Regions from separate parts of the Homo sapiens genome. Here region 2 is linked to region 1. Evidence: read pairs that join two places in POLR2A ChIA-PET (ENCODE). Cell type or tissue: A673. All regions are shown on one strand. Links, peaks and the distances in the headings refer to the core of each region. The heading gives the core; the rest is flanking DNA.

Region 1 (8,348 bases), core at 68-8,067:
TATATAGTGATATCAACCATTGAGTTTCATGACTTTCTAAAGCAACGATTAAAATCCAAGAGGCCATATTTACTTAATGAATATCTCATAAGTAAAGTAGTATTAAGTTACCTATAAATTAAAACTGGTATATTCTGGTGAAAATTAGTTTTACATTGTAAAACGTAACGTGTTATTTGCAGATGGCCAATTAAGACTGTCATTTTTCTCTATACTTTTCCTTAGAAGTTTTTCTTCTTATAGTCTGACTGCAGCTCTGATACTTACTCACTGGAAGGTTGTTCCAAAATGACCTCCCTCAATAATCCATGCACACCTTTACTTCTCTTAGTTAGCAATGTAAAACAATAGAATAAACAGAAACATAATGATGAATATAAACACTTTTAATAAACTACATTTTTAATGAAATTCAGACATTATTTATTCATCATGAAATGGTACTTAGATGTACAAAACAGCACTAGAACAAAGTATGAGGTGTAAGACATCAAATTATAAGTTACAGAAGGGATAAGTCACATTATATGACAGTGGTCAAGAAAAGTTTAAAGGAGAATACCTTTTGGCTTTAGAAATACATAGAATAAGAAATTATTAGCAAATTAGAGGTGGGAGAGATATATCTCTAGAACAATGCATAAACTAATTTGAAAAATGTTTATATAAGTAAAATGAATATTGCTGGAAAAATTGGTTGGCATTAGATTGTAGAGACTAATATTATTCATAAAATGAAGACAATAAATGTTAAGCAATGTTTGATGTATTCCAATTGGGGTGTTTGGATGATTGCTTTGGAATGGGAAGAGAATAGAGAAGAAGAGAACAGATGGAAGATATCATGATTCAGGTTCACATGAAATATCAACTGATCTGATCAGGCCAATGGCCTGACCAGGGAACTGAAAGAAAATGGGGAAAAATCATGTAAAAGAGATTTAAAAGAGAAAAAGAATTTTCTATTCATGAAGAAAATCATAAATAATGGCATGGGGGAATTAAAGTGATTGGTATATTTGAACAAGCATGCTGATATAAATAGAGTGTAGGTGAAGTGGCTGGAAATGAAGTTGGAAGAGGTAGTCAAAGCTAACATGCAAAAAGGTTATGTTAACTAACTTGAAATTTATCTTGCAGAAAATGGAGATTCAGTAAAGTTGTCTTAAGTAGAAGAATAGACAGAAGTAAGATTAAAGGAAAGTTTTGCAGCAGCACCAGCAGAGTACATACACTAAAGCATAAAGTTTGATCTGTATTTGGGAGATCATTCTGGAGGATGAAATCAAGAGCGCAAAAGAATAGAGGTTGTAGGGTAAAGGACTGTGATAAGAAGAGTGAAATATAACTGGTAAATTTTCTAGCGGTAGAAATTAAGATGCAGAATGTGGCCACCTGAGAAGTTAGATAAGTGAAAAGAATTGCTAAAGAATTTAAGAATTTATGATATACAGAATATATGATATGTGGTGAATAGTTTATAAGCATAGCCATTTTTGTTACCTCCCATTGTGGCAAAAATGACTGGGTGTCAGTGGATGGTGAACAAAATGGTTGAAAAATGTGGGATAGATGACCAGAGGAGGATGAGTTATTAAAGGAAGCTTTCAGAAGAATGGGCTGGAAATTGGCAACGGGGATCCAGGAGAATGCTGGATCTGATAAATGGGGTGTGGAGAAAATGAGAATCCTTTTAGAAGGATGTGAGGAAGGCGATATTATCAGAAATATGTCAAGAAGTGGACAGAGAATTTTAGCAGATGGTTACACCTGTAGAGGGATTTCTTGGCAATGCAAAATGAGAAAATCCTGAAGGCAATGAATCCTTTACCCATTTTTAAAAGGCATATTCCAAAACACATTTTGGTTCCAATTTCAGAGCCTAACAGATCCTCCGCCTCATACTTCAGATAACACCAGACACTCTAGAAAGAAGGGTTGGAAGATCAGCAGGTGAAGAGTTGGGCTGATTTGGAGGTAATCTGAGGAAAGTTAAGCAGGAGGGTGGAAGGACACCTGGAGGGTGGAGGGACAAATACAAATTTACAAATAATAGGCTTAATAAGATTTCCACCCCCTCCTTTTTCTCAGAGCATTTACTTTAGAAACGTTGTAAGTACTTTCCTCTCTCTTTGAAAATGTATATAAAACATTTTGAAGATGGCTTTTGTCAGCTTTGTGACCCAGTAGACCTGGGAACCAGCTCTTTGAAATGTAACTCCTGTCTCAGTTTCTGGGGGAGGATAGGATCCCAACTTCTGTGAGTGCATTGCTCTAAGTTGCAAAACTACCCAGGTCATAAAGATATGAGAAGTTTGTTTTTCCTCTGGATAAAGTCAATTAGCTAACATAGATGGTCACCCCAACTACCAGGTAAAGTTAGCATAAACTATGTGTCACAAATGGCACTGTCAGGCCTTCTTACTTGAGCACCAGTTATTATTTATCTTGAACACTTGTATGTAATGGGTTGTATGTACTTGACTATATAAAAAGGTGAATTTCTTTCTTCTTTGTAATCATGTAGTGGATTGCCTGTGATGCATATATCGCATTCTGGCTTAATGCTCATTCAATAACAAAAGTGTTTTTTCTCTCTGCTGCCTTTGTGGAGAGGATTTCTGGGTTGGGAGATTTTGTTTGTAATTATATTTCTCCAATAAGGATTGGGTAGGGATTGTTCATCAAAAGGACCTTAATGTAACTAACATACATCAAATCTCTAATTATTATTTTGGGTAATATTGTTACAGGAATTCTCTGTAACTTTCTTATCTAGGTATCTTGTCAGCAGTTGATAATTGTGACCCATGGAACTTGATTCAAGCATATGCATAGGTGGTAGCTGGACAAGGTTACTTCGAAGTTTCTTTGAGCACAAAGAGTCTATGATTTTCTCACGGTATAAGAAAGCCTGATTCAATCAACTTCTCCTATGCATTCATTAACACATTATGTACAAAATCTATTTATTAATGATTACTTTTGCATCAATAAATATTACTGTTGCTTATAGTAGTTCACTCTTATCTGAGGTTTCTTTTTCCACAGTTTCAGTTACCCATGCTCATTCCTGGTCTAAAATGTTAAAAAGAAAATTCCAGAAATAAACAATTTATAAGCTTGTTTGTTTGTTTTAGACAACATTTTAGAGGGTTTATTTCCTATCTCCCTAGAACTATATCCTTTAATCCACACTTGGGGATAATTGATGGCATTGTTCAGGAAGGTAGCTCAAATGGGTTGAAGCTGTCATTGTTTATCCAGGAAGATAGACAAGACACCAATTTTTTTTTGTTGTTGTTTTTTAATGCTGGGTTCCAGGGAACCAGCTCCTGCTGAATGGGGCCTGATAGAAATTCCAGATAGAACTCTCATGGATTCTGCTGAACCATAAAGTGCCACTTAACAGACAATTTGCACAGTCTGTTAACTGCTCCCATTAACTAAACTTCTTTTTTAGCTGTTGCAACTTTATCTCATCAAACTCTTATCTTCTTACTACACAGAGCAGCATTTTAAATGATACATTTTAGGAAAGAAGGAGGAGAGAAGGCGTTTCATGAATAACTGAAACCGGACAACAGCTAGGAAGATGCCTATCTGTTTCATGGCAATGGAGATCCAAACCCTGAATCTTGACTTATTCTAGGTCTGTCTGATCCTTTTCACCTATTTAGGACCTCTTACCACTGTCATATATTTGCAAAGTGACCCATGGTTCTTTTTCCAGGTGTCACTGTGAATGTCAAAACTTTTAAATTGCATGACCTTCTGAGTAGCGAGATGAAATCTCATGCAATCTTGCGCGGGAAGTGAATCATTCCTTTGTCCAGCCTGCTCACACTGTATGTATGACCTGCCCGCGTTAGTCACTTAGTTGTCATCTCCATCATCAGATAGAAAAAACATAGCATATATAGCGTTTGGTGCTATCTGAGGTTTCAGGGATCCACTGGGGATCTTGGATCCCTGTAGATAAGAGGGGATTATTGCACTAATACTTTAGGCCTAGTTTACATTTAGGATAACACAGGTAACATTTTTCTGTGTGTGCACCAGGTATCAAAAAAGAGATGGGGCAAGTTTTACATTTTGACTTTTGGTTACTGATTAAATCCCCTCCCAAATATTTTCATTGCCTATTTTGTCTCTCCTTGTAGTGTTTCTCTTCTTCCCCCTACCCTCCCCTTTTTTTTTTCTCTTGGAGTCTTTTCATTTCCCAATAATTTGTTACCTATCAAAAGAATGCTGGCATATTTCTTATATATATAGTTCCTTGGAAATTCATGCTAGTGTCTTTGCTTCCTTCTGGTTAGGGCTCCAGTTTCATTCTAATCACTATAACCTCTTTGGCATCATTCATTTTCTTAGAAGTCTCTCTATATGCATGCCAAACTAATGAGAAATACTTTCTCGATCTCTGTTAGCATGCATAAAATTCCTTAGTTCTTCTCCTCTTGTCCTCAAACATAGTTTCTGTTTATCTGGGCCTCCTGAGTTCTGGTAGACTCAGCAGCAATCCCTGACAAGGTAGGTACTGTGGAAAGCCTACTTGTTAAATAAAGAATTCCATGCCTCACGCCATCCTGCCCAGATGAACCACTATTTAATCTTCATTTGTTATTGGGTTGACAGCACTAAACAAAGAGTTCCTGCTTCACGAGATAGCTCTTAAAAATCATCTTAATTGACTGCTTTTGATACTGCACAGTAACTACATCCCCCAGACAAACTACTGGAGATGGAAGGATTACAATGAGAGTAGAACAGGAAATGTTTGCCGCCAGAACAATGAACATAATGAATGAAATATGGGACGGGTGCTGAAAGGCTTTTAGGTTATATCTTTTTGCGCTCAGAAAGATCTCTTGTTCATTTTCCACCTCTGGTTTAAGAAGGCAAAAAACAGTGGCCTCTTAACACTGTTTTTTGAGATGACCTTTCTGTCTTCAGTGTCTGGATAGAAAAATATAGCTCCCTGGAGCTAGAATCAAAAAAAAAAAAAAAAAAAAAAAAAAGCAGTAAAGCCCCCAGGCAGATAAGGCCTTGGACCATTATTTCCAGAAAGAATATAAACGGAAGTTCCAGAAATAACGTAAAGTCAGACATCATGAACTATTCATCACATCTGATTTAATGGGATCATTATAACTGGCATTCAGCATGCGTTAATAGCATCTAAGACACAGACGCTTTTTTTTTTTGACTGTTGAATGAATAATGGTTCATGATTTAGGTTTTCTTAATGACTCCTTAATATCAACTCTTTTGGCAAGAAAAGCTGGTCAGATGTATGACATTTATTTTATATTAGCAGCATGGAAAATGTGCATGTTTGTAATCAAGGTAGATTTTTACATTACATCTCTAATGATTTCTTATGAAAAGTAGATGGTTACAAGGAGTGCATCTCCAGCTTAAGTATCAAATGGCAGCGTATTAGCCAGTGATAGGAGAAAAAAATACAGATACTAAGATGGTATTGCAGATTTATAAAGCAAGCAAAAATCTTATACTTTTCAGAGTTCATCACTTTATAGAAACTTTTACAAGCTACAAATTCATGGGCCAGTATTTTTCTTCTGTTTGCAAGAAATCATGTTGTACAAAAAGAGCAGAGAGAAGCCATTCTTTTGTTCCACTGTCACCTATGACTTTCCCTAAAGGTATATTCTCTGTACTTTCTGGTGTGACATAAGAAGAAGACACACCATTTCCTTTGATATCTAGCCTTAAGGAAATTTCTAGATGAGCAATAATGTTGTGTCCCATCCCCTAAAGTTTTCCTGAGCCTCCTGATCTGGGATCCTATTAATTATAAGCCTCAATTTGTTGCTGACGTCAAAGGGACCTTCATGTACAGAAAGGCTCAGAGTGACATGACAAATAATCGACCAGACCAACAGAAGGGCTGGCTGGCACTTTTGCTGACAAGGTGTATTAGTTCGTTTTTATGCTGCTGATAAAGACATACCCGAGACCAGGCAATTTACAAAAGAAAGATTTAATTGGACTTACAGTTCCACATGGCTGAGGAGGCCTCACAATCATGGTGGAAGGCAAAGAGGAGTAAGTCACATCTTACATGGATGGCAGAAGGCAAAAAAAAAAAAAAAAAAAAAACTTGTTCAGGGAAACTCTGTCTTATAAAGCCATCAGATCTCATGAGAGTTATTCACTATCACGAAAACAGTGCAGGAAAGACCCACCCCCATAATTTGATCACCTCCCACCGGGTCCCTCCCACAACATGTGGGAATTCAAGATGAGATTTGGGTGGGGACACATCCAAACCATATCACATGGTGTGTATTGTTGATATAGGCGAGAGTTACTATGACAATATAGAATAATGAAATCTATGTAATTGGAAAAGGAACTAATTTAAACATTGTGTTCCACTCCCCAGCTCAAATTGTAAAACACAGACACATCTACTTTTGAATGCTTCAATTAAATGTTTTGGACTGCCATATAGCTTCTGTTGAAAATACTCCCTTTTCTTCCCTCTCGTCATTCCTCTTATGATAATCTTGAGTCCTCCAGGGTTTTTACAACTATCTTTTGGATGTATTATACAAATTTGCACTCTTGCTCCCCAGTATTTCCAACTCTGTATTTCAGTGGCTTCTACCAGAGAAAAAGGAACATTACCTTAGTATTTCCGTGTTGGAAGGGATCAGCTCATTTTCCCCGTGTCTCTTTTCTCTCAAAACTTTCTGCGTGTTTCTTGCTGGCTCCTTTTTCCAGCCCACATTTTCACTAGCTGTAACCAAGGTACATATATGCTTTCCAAAAGGAGACCCCTTTCATTACTTTGACCTCACAGTCAAAGTAATCCCATGATTAGCATAGCTTTTACATCCTGTCCCCCTGCAATGACCCTGCTATGGATGTATGGATCTAGGCTGTTGTTCAGTATTGCAGTTATGATCATCAATTTTATATGTAATCTCACTTGATTTCTTTCTATTGACTGTAAAATATTTATTAGTAATTATTCCCTTGAGTACTTTACAGATGAGCAAATGGAGGGAAGAAATATTGGAATGTGCTCAATAGTGCTAAAAACTAGGTGAAGATAATAATTATCTGTGGAGCTTTTTGAACAGTACTTTGGGTTCTTTTTTAATAAATAGAACTCAGGAATTGGTGCTTTTAACAAGTGCTTCAGGTGGTTCCGGTGCAGCTGGTTACAAAACCTACATTTGGGAACCTCAATCAGACAACACAATTGGTTGTAACCATGGAAACGATGTTATCCATATTTCTTTTTCTAGTTCACTTTAGTAATTGCCATTACAATTCAAAATTAGCTTCCAATCGAGAACAACGGTGTTATTTTCAGAAGTGTTAAAATGAGAACATATATTTTTTCTCAAGGCAGTTTTCCTTCATGTAGAAAAATGAATAAATCAGGACCCTTGTAGTTATGCTCTACTTGAAAAATTTGAGCAGGTTTGCTATTTCATGCCTGGGTTTCTTTTCATTTTTAAGTTTTTGATATTATAGGTCAAGTGTCATAGTAATCCATGTTTCTGTCCATGACTAAATTAAATTAACTTCAGAAGAACAGTCAGTGTTATTCTCAAACCTCAGCATTAACACCATTTCTCATCCGAATGGACATGCATGTCAATACTAGGGTAAGGAGGCTTAATTATATTTTGTACACTTTTATATTAATATTTATTAATACTAATAGAGCTAATTTTAATCTAATGCAAATCTAATTTTACTCTAATCTAATATTTTCTCTTTAAAGACCTGTGTGTTACCTTGTTTGTAAGAATGTCAATTCATTTCAACAATAACCTCATCCCTCATACTTCTTTGAATTAGGAGTATGCAAATATAGTGTATAAGGAAACAAAAAAGCATAATATTTGTCAATGTGCTTAATTATTTCTGTGACCTTGATGATAGGTAAATTATTAGAATGAAGTTATTTAATTTTCTTCCTGTTTCCTCCAGTATTAAGTTGTTTCCCAGGAAGTAACACAAAACACATCCTGGTGTTTACATGAATAGTTTTATTACCTGAAGAAGCCATTATTGAAAATTTGACAAGTTATAAGAGCATTTCTTTACATGGTTGAATACAAGTGCTCTGAAGAGATTAAATGTCCAACAATATGGAGATCAGAATAAGTAGAATTGAAGACAAAACTTAACATTTCAAAAATTTGCATAGAGCAACTATATTTCATAAGAGAGAACACTGAATTATATACTTTAGAGTGAATATTAAGTTCAAGCAGTGCTTTAAAAGGATGTTTATTTTGTTGATGTTAAGCTGGATTATTTTATCCCAAGGCAAATCAGCGGGTCTGTGCAATGCCATT
Region 2 (8,348 bases), core at 320-8,319, 670 kb before region 1:
AGTCTCTTTACATGATCCCATATTTCTTGGAGGTTTTGTTCATTTCTTTTCATTCTTTTTTTTTTTTTTTTTTTTTTGAGATGGAGTGTCGCTCTGTCGCCCAGGCTGAAGTCTCGCTCTGTCGCCCAGGCTGAAATCTTGCTCTGTCACCCAGGCTGGAGTGCAGTGGCACAATCTCGGCTGACTGCAAGCTCTGCCTCCTGGGTTCCCGCCATTCTCCTGCCTCAGCCTCCCGAGTAGCTGGGACTACAGGTGCCTGCCACCATGCCTGGCTAATTTTTTTGTATTTTTAGTAGAGATGGGGTTTCATCGTGTTAGCCAGGATGTTCTCGATCTCCTGACCTTGTGATCCACCCACCTCGGCCTCCCAAAGTGCTGGGATTACAGGTGTGAGCCACAACGCCCGGCCTCTTTTCATTCTTTTTTGCCTATAGTTGTCTGCCTGTCTTATTTCAGAAAGATAGTCTTCAAGCTCTGAGGTTCTTTCCTCTGCTTGGTCTATTCTGCTATTAATACTTGTGATTGCATTGAAAAGTTCTTGTGTGTTTTTCAGATCTATCAGGTCAGTTCTTTTCCTATCTAAACTGGCATTTGGCTGTCAGCTCCTGCATTATTTATCATAATTCTTAGCTTCTTTGCATTGGGTTACAACGTGTTCCTTTAGCTCAGAAAAGTTCATTTTTGTCCACATTTCGAAGCCTACTTCTGTCATTTCAGCCTAGTTCTGAGCCCTTGCTGGAGAGGTATTGCAGTCATTTGGGGGAAAGGGGGCACTCTGGCTTTTTGAGTTTTCAAGTTTTTGAGTTGATTCTTTTGCGGCCTTATCATCTAGTTTTGATCTTTGAAGTTGCTGACCTTTGGATGGAGTTTTTTTTGTGTGTGTGTGTGTTTTGTTGTTGTTTTCTGTTTGTTTGCTTTTCTTTTAACAGTCTGGCCACTCTTCTGTAGGGCTGCTGTGGTTTGCTGGGGGTCCGCTCCAGACTGTAGTCACCTTGTCTTTTCCCATACCTGGAGGTATCACCAGCGAAGGCTGTGAAACAGCAAATATGGCAGCCTGCCACTTCCTCTGGAAGCTCTGTCCCAGGGGGGTACTGACCTGTTGCTGGCCCACACACCTGTAGGAGGTATCTGGAGACCTTGGGAGATCTCATCCAGTCAGGAGGAACTGGATTAGGGACCTGCCCAAAGAAGCAGTCTGGCTGCTTTTAGATAGAGCAAATGTGCTGTTTTCAGGGTCTGTTCAGCCCTTGATCAGTTTGGGTTCTCCAAGGCCCACAGGTTGGACTGGCTGAGGTGCTCAAACAGCTAAGGTAGTGGCCTGCCCTGCTTTCCGGGCACTCCATCCCAGGGAGAAATTAGACCTCTGGTGGCCATAGAACATGGGTGGAAGTGGCTGGAGGCCCTGATTGGGAGGACCTGCTCTGTGAGGAGGAGTCATCGGAGACCCACTCAAAGAAGCAGTCTGGCCACACCTTAACAAAACAGCTGTGTCATGCTGGGGAACTGCCTCTGCCTCTGTTGGCTTGGACTCTCCAAATCCTGCAGACTGGGAAGGCTGAGTCCTCCAAACAACCAAGGTAGCAGCCTGCTCCTCCTCCTGCACTCCTCCCAGGGAGAGATCAGAGCTCTGTCTATAGAATACAGGTGGGGCAGTGGCTGGAGGTCAGGGCTGGGAGGTCCTGCTCAGTGAGGAGAAATGAACCCGGGTCCCACTTAGAGAAGCAGTCTGGTCACGTTCTGGCAAAGTAGCTGTTCTGCTGAACTTGGTTTGCTAGTATTTTTTGTTGTTGTTTTGTTTTTTGGGGACAGGGTCTCACTCTGTCACCCAAGCTGGAGTGCAGTGGTATGATCATGGCTCACCCCAGGCTCAGGCAATCTTTCTCTCTCGGCCTCCTGAGTAGCTGGGACTACCGGCACACACCATCACACCCAGCTAATTTTTCTATTTTTTGTAAAGACGGTGTTTAGCCATGTTGCACAGGCTGGTCTCAAAATCCTGGGCTCAAGCAATCCTCCTGCCTTGGCCTCCCAAAGTGCTGGGATTACAGGCATGAGCTACTGTGCCTAGCCAGTTTGCTATTTTGTTGAGAATTTTTGCATTGCTGTTCGTCAAGGATGTTGGCCTGAAGTTTTCTTGTTTTGTTGTGTCTCTGCCAGATTTTGGTATCAGGATGATGCTGGCCTCATATAGTGAGTTAGGAAGGAGTGCCTCCTCCTCAGTTTTTTGAAATAGTTTCAATAGGAATGATACCAGCTCTTCCTTATACATCTGGTAGAATTTGGCTGTGAATCTATCTGGTCCTGGGCTTTTTCTGTTTTTTATTACTGTTTAGGTACCCTCCACCTGGATCCTCCAGATGTTTACATTTTGCATAGCTGAAGTACAGTTATCAAAATTCATTCAAATTGTCCTTAAAGAAAATAGTTTCTTTTTTAACTTAAGGAATAGCTCCATTCAGTTTCATATTAGGCTGTCTGCTAATTTTGTACTTTAGAGATCTCATGCCCACTTTCTAGCCTGTGTAAGACTGTTCTTTATCATATCTTCATAGTTATCTCTAAAAGTCCTAATCTCATCTCCCAAATTCTTCATTACAAGGAGCTAGAAAGACACTAAAAACATGAGAGGGTGGGTTCTGAATAATTTGCTTTTGAACTTAACTTAAGGTTTTGTTCTGGAGAACTCCCCTTAGAGCATAACACAGGGACAAAAAAATCAGTAAGGCACTTGTGTGACAAAATTGGCTCTAAACTTCAGAAATGAATGTTGACATCTCAGCTTTTTCGCAGTTCGAATTTTTAAAAATAGCTATTGCCCAGGGATGCTTAAGAGATTATTGCCCTTACTTTTTCATTTAAGAGCAAAAAAGTCCTTAGAATAATTTATATTCGAACTGCTTATTTTTGTTACTTTTGAGATGAATATGTAATGTTTAAATAGTGTTAGGTAGTGGTGCCCCCTAAACCCCCTGCAACTATAATATACTGTTATATATTTCATACATAAGCATTTCATTTTTATTTTAATATGATCCAGCCTAAATAAGCCTAGCGTTCTCAAGCAAAATATATAAAGTCTAATTGTAATTAACCTTGACTTGTGTTATGATTTGTAATTAACACAGGCCTTTCAATTACTCTAGTTGATTTTATGAATTCTGACATTTGTCTTGATAAAGTTCACACAGAGAGACATTCAGAAGTGGTATTGATGAAAAGATGGCATAAAATTTAGAAATTTTGGCAGGAAGTTATATAAATTCAATGTCATTCCTATTTATTTTTATGTATACAATTTAATCATTTGAAAATTTAATAGAATGTTTTTATATGAAGTTCACCATTATGTTCATCTTCCTTAGGGGATTAGTGAGATTAAGGGAATAATGTTAACTCAAAGCTAAGAAATTAAGCTGTGAAAGCCAAACAGTCAGGCTTCAAGGAGTTGCTGTAATGAAAGTTTATGAAAAAAAATTGAGATAAGAATTAGAAAGCTTCCACCTATAACTCATTTTTTTCTTTCTCTTTATTTTAAATAGGGAAAAAGGATCTTTGGTTAAAATGAACGTGTTTGGCTATCATAAAACACTATAGTCTCATACTGATTTTTCTATGGCCTTAAAAATATAATTTGTTCCCTATAGGTATAGTAACCAAGTATCTTTGATAAGGACACTTTCTTATAGTAGATTCCCAAGGTAAAATGTAAAACATGAAGATAAATTTACATCTACCACCGAGGAAAGCTAACCTCTATCTATTAAAAAAAGTCAGTGACAATGAAATTATGTTAAGAATATTTAAAATGTTGGTTGGGTAGAAGAAGAAAGGGGTAACAGAGAGAACTAATCTATATGTATCAGTTTGGATGAGTTTAGCTTAGTGACAGGAAGCCCTGACTCAGAATAACTTCAGCAATGAGGAAGATTTATTATCGAACACAACAGGAAGTCTGAATGTGGAACAGCCCCAGATTGATTCAGTTGCTCATTACTAGCAGACCCCTAAATTCTTTGCATTTTTCTGTTTTGCTATCCTAGACTTGTTGACTTAGTTTCCCCACATGGTTGCAAGATGGCTGCCACAGCTCTGGGAATCGTCATGGGCACAATGACATCCAGCACCAGAGGATATTTATCTTCAATTATCCTTTTTTTTTTTTCTGTTGATAAGAAGAGCCTTTCTTATATCTCCTACACAGTATCCAGAATTAAATTCCATGCCCACATCCGAACAAATCCTTGGCAGTAGGAACAGGAAATCAGGGCGTGGGAAGTGTGCCCCCCATCTCCTGAGCACCGGGATATATAGAAGAGGGGGGACATCCAAACAGCACAGGCACTCTTAGCAAGGGGGAAGAGAGAATGGATTTTGGGTTAGTAGTGTCCCTTCTATTATGGGTAACTTCATTTTTCTCATCTCTAACAAAACAAATATTTGGTATGAAGGAATTAGGAAGAACTATCAAATGAATTGGCCATATGGGCCTACAAGTTAATGTTCTCAAATGAACTCAGCTTAAAGACACTGATGGAAAGAAAGAAATTGGAACTGATTCAGTCAGTGATTTTTAAAAGTTCAGCTGTGCTCTGAGGCTGAAGCACATCAGTGCTATGACCCACAAAAGAGCGGTTAACCTTGTTCATCTCAAAATCTTTCTGTAGTTGTCTCTAGAAGATATTTTCTATTTTAAGCTGCAAAGCCTTCTGCAAAATATCTGGCCATGGAGTTTATGAAAAGGATTTAGAAAAAATGATGTGTTTGGTCTTATCTTAATAATACATACTATCCTGAGGCTCGTTTGAAGTTGGTAAATAGAAATATTTATTTCCAAAAGAGATTTTGGTGTACATACTTATATGAGAAATGTGGAAATTTTTAATACTTCTGAAGTGTAAAAATATAGCTCATTACTTATCAAAATATATTGAAGACAAGAAATGTGACTGATGCTTTTTACCCTTTACTTTGAAACTGTATTGCATGGCTTGGCCCATACTTCTTGTTCTTCCACTTAATATAACAATAACATAAATAATCTGATAGAACTCTTGACTTCACTGCCCACTCATGTATAATGAATTACATAATTTTGCTTAATTGCTTTTCCATCCCCACCAAACTCTAAGCTCTAATGATAGTTTCTGAATTTTTATATAGGATGGGCTTGGGACAGCAATCCATTTGAAGGGGAGGGGTGTGTACAGGCTTGAAGTTTTGTTTTCCCAATGCTAAAATAATTATGAAAAATCAAAATAATGCTAGAGAGGGTAGGTATGGGGTTAGTTGAGATTGGGGTTTAAAGCACCCCTCAAACTACACCTTAGCTTATGGTGAGCTCCTGAAAGGCAGAGTCTGTGTCAGCCTTCTTATCCCCAGTGCTAAGCAGTGTGATTCAGTTGTATTGTCTAAACACTTGCTGAATGACAGAATTATCAGAATCCATTCATATTTGCCAAAAGTAGACACTTAGTAACTTGCTACATGAAGAAATGAGTGCTAATCTTTGTTTTCCTAATTGTGAACTTCCTAAAAGAGTAATGACAGATTTTTTTTTTTCAACTTGAGAGACCCAATTGTGTAGACAGCCCCATTTCCCCCCTTTCTGGCATAAACTTCATGCAGGTTTTGTTTTGTTTTGTTTTGTTTTTTTTGAGATGGAGTCTTGCTTCATTGCCCAGACTGGAGCTCAGTGGCGCAATCTCTGCTCACTGCAACCTCAGCCTACCAAGTTCAAGCGATTCTCCTGCCTCAGCCTCCCGAGTAGCTTGGATTACAGGTGCATGTTACCATGCCAGGCTAATTTTTGTATTTTGAGTAGAGACGAGGTTTCACCATGTTGGCCAGGCTGGTCTCGAACTCCTGAGCTCAGGTGATCTACCCACCTGGCCTCCCAAACTGCTGGGATTACAGATACGAGCCACCACGCCTGGCCTTCTCTCTGAATTTGAGGCCATTGTTTTGCTATCTTCTAGCATTTAGTGCAACTGATATGTATATAAATATATATGGCCTGTCTTCGAAATTGTCTTTGGTCAAAGGAGCTACCTGTGAATTCAACTAAAGATCTGTCAGAGCTGACATAGTCGATGGAGACAAGAGTCTTCATAATGCAGGTTCAAAATCACAGGATAGAACAGGCAGTAGAGTTTGGTGGTTGTGAACATGACCTTTGGAGTCAGACAGACCTAGGTTTGGGCCTTAGTGTCCCTACTTCTTACTAACTATGTTACCTTAGGAAATTACTTAATCTCTAAGTCTCAATGTCCTCATGCATAAAATGTAGGAGATAATAGTATCTACATCATAATCGTTGTGACAATTCAATGGGAGTGCTCAATAAGCCTTTAGCACATAAAAAGCCCTCAGTAAAATGTAGCCATTATTCATTGTTACTGTTATAATTAATAATAAGAATACTTACATAAATATCTTGATTAGAATTTATGAAGCAGCCCACCTATACAAGAAGCACATTTCTTTTTAAATTCTAAAAATGCATACAAACATTGAAGTAAAAATTCAGGCAGTATGAATGTGAATAAAATAAAAATGAAAAGACTTTGTTGCCTTACAAACTTAACCTCACTTCCCAGAGGAAGCCACTAAAACGTGTTTTAAGATTAATTTTTATGCAAAGTCTGTGCCAACATTCATTGAGATCATTTGTCAACTTTAAACATCAAGAGTTTTTATGGCTAGTGTCAGTTGACTTCATGCCATAAAAATTGGTGAATGTCACCTGCTTATACATATCCATACCCATTTGGGCTATTATATTTTAGCTTTTCAATTGATTACTTTTGTAGCTTTTAATTATTTACATATTTCTTTGTCTGTCTTACCTATTTCTGTGTCAAACATTAGGCAAAAGCCTCTCTCCCCACTATACTCAGAGGAAATTAGCACTTCTATTCTTCTTTCCAATTCCCCTTCCCCTACAACCAACTCCCAACTATCATTAGCTATGTTATTACTTTTCTATTGTCAAGGTATGTCAGATTTATATTCTGTCTGGTAATTCTATTTATGTCTTCTCTCTTTTATAGGTTGATTCTGAAAATGGAAAATCAATAAAGAATTTTTATAATGTTATGATTATATAAATATTCTCTGCAGTACCAAATTGTATGATTGAACCTGTAGAGAAGATAAAATCTTAATGTGGCAAAGCTTGTGTCATTCAAAAAAAACCATTCTAAGTATAAAACCCAAGTAGATTTTAATTTTTAAAAATCGAATCAATTTTTGAAAATCATGCCACTGTTTCTTTGGTCAACAAATTTTTCTACATTTTTTTCTCCTGCTATTTCTAATTCTTTTTCTTTTCTTTCTTTTTTTTTTAACATGAGAAAGATATCATATCTTAAGGGTATCTAGCTGCTTAATCACAATATTTCTTTAATGTACGCTAACCATATTAGGTACATATGAGGGTACAGGGGAAATAAGCTTTCTCAGTTGTTTTATGTCTGAAAATATCTCTGTCTTCCCCCCACATTTGGTAGGATTCCTTAGTATTGGATTTCAGATTTAAAATTAATTCCTCCAAATTTGAGGCTGTTGCTGGCTATCTTCTAGTGTTGAGTGCAATAGAAAATGGATCTGATGCCACTGTGGTTCTCATTCCTGTGTAAGAAACCTGTTTTTTGTTGGCTTGTTTTACCCCAAGGAAGGCCTTTTGGAACTTTTGCTTGTCTTTGGAATTTTTAATTTCACAAGGATTTGTTCGTGTCTTCTGTGTGGTTCTCCCTGGGGCTCTCAGTATGACGACCGAGATCTTTCTTCAGTTCTGGGAGATATTCTTCAGTCATTTATTTGATTATTTCATCTCCATTTCTTTTTTTGGTCTTTCTTTTCAGAACTTTTATTTGATGAATGTGTGTTCTTGAGGATTTATCTCCTGTGTTTCAACTTTTCTTTCATATTTTTGATATCTTTTTGTTTTGATTATGTAATATGTATGTATTTATTAAACATATTTTTACTTTCCAAGAACACTTAGTTTTCTGTTTCCTTAGTTTTTTGGAGGGTGTGATATCATCTATCATCTCAAATATCACTGGGAATGTTAAGTAGTCTTCTTTCATATTGGGTAAATTGTTTTCCTTGCTCATGTTGGTCCTTTTCTTTTGGATTGTTGATGCTCCACAGACACTATTAATGCTTGATCGTTCAGATTTATGGATAAAGAGCAAAGCTGATCAGTATAGGTAGCTGATGTGAGTTTTCTTTATCACTGTGATGAGACACTGATTTAAAAAAAATATTAAATTAAAAAAAATTTTTAGAGACAAGGTTTTGCTCTGTTGCCAAGGCTGGAGTGCAGTGGTGCAATCATAGCTCAC

What was found. ChIA-PET counts read pairs that join two places held together with the same protein. Peaks named below come from ENCODE experiments on the same cell type or tissue, not always from the same donor. Only the 100,000 strongest peaks of a DNase experiment are listed, where the experiment ranks them.
Region 2: POLR2A ChIA-PET joins it to region 1 with 9 read pairs; 1 of 35 experiments calls an interaction of 5 or more read pairs at or near these places.

The regions. Positions count from the first base shown.
Region 1 is chr6:103,979,552-103,987,899 of GRCh38, reverse strand. No RefSeq gene overlaps it. Among named protein-coding and RNA genes, the nearest start is that of HACE1, 880 kb to the left of the region's middle. In A673, for the core only: no CTCF peak of the experiment used is centred there; DNase peaks (open chromatin) are centred at 4,739 and 5,009; H3K4me3 peaks cover 536 bases.
Region 2 is chr6:104,649,559-104,657,906 of GRCh38, reverse strand. No RefSeq gene overlaps it. Among named protein-coding and RNA genes, the nearest start is that of HACE1, 210 kb to the left of the region's middle. In A673, for the core only: no CTCF peak of the experiment used is centred there; a DNase peak (open chromatin) is centred at 3,936; H3K4me3 peaks cover 398 bases; H3K27ac peaks cover 2,615 bases.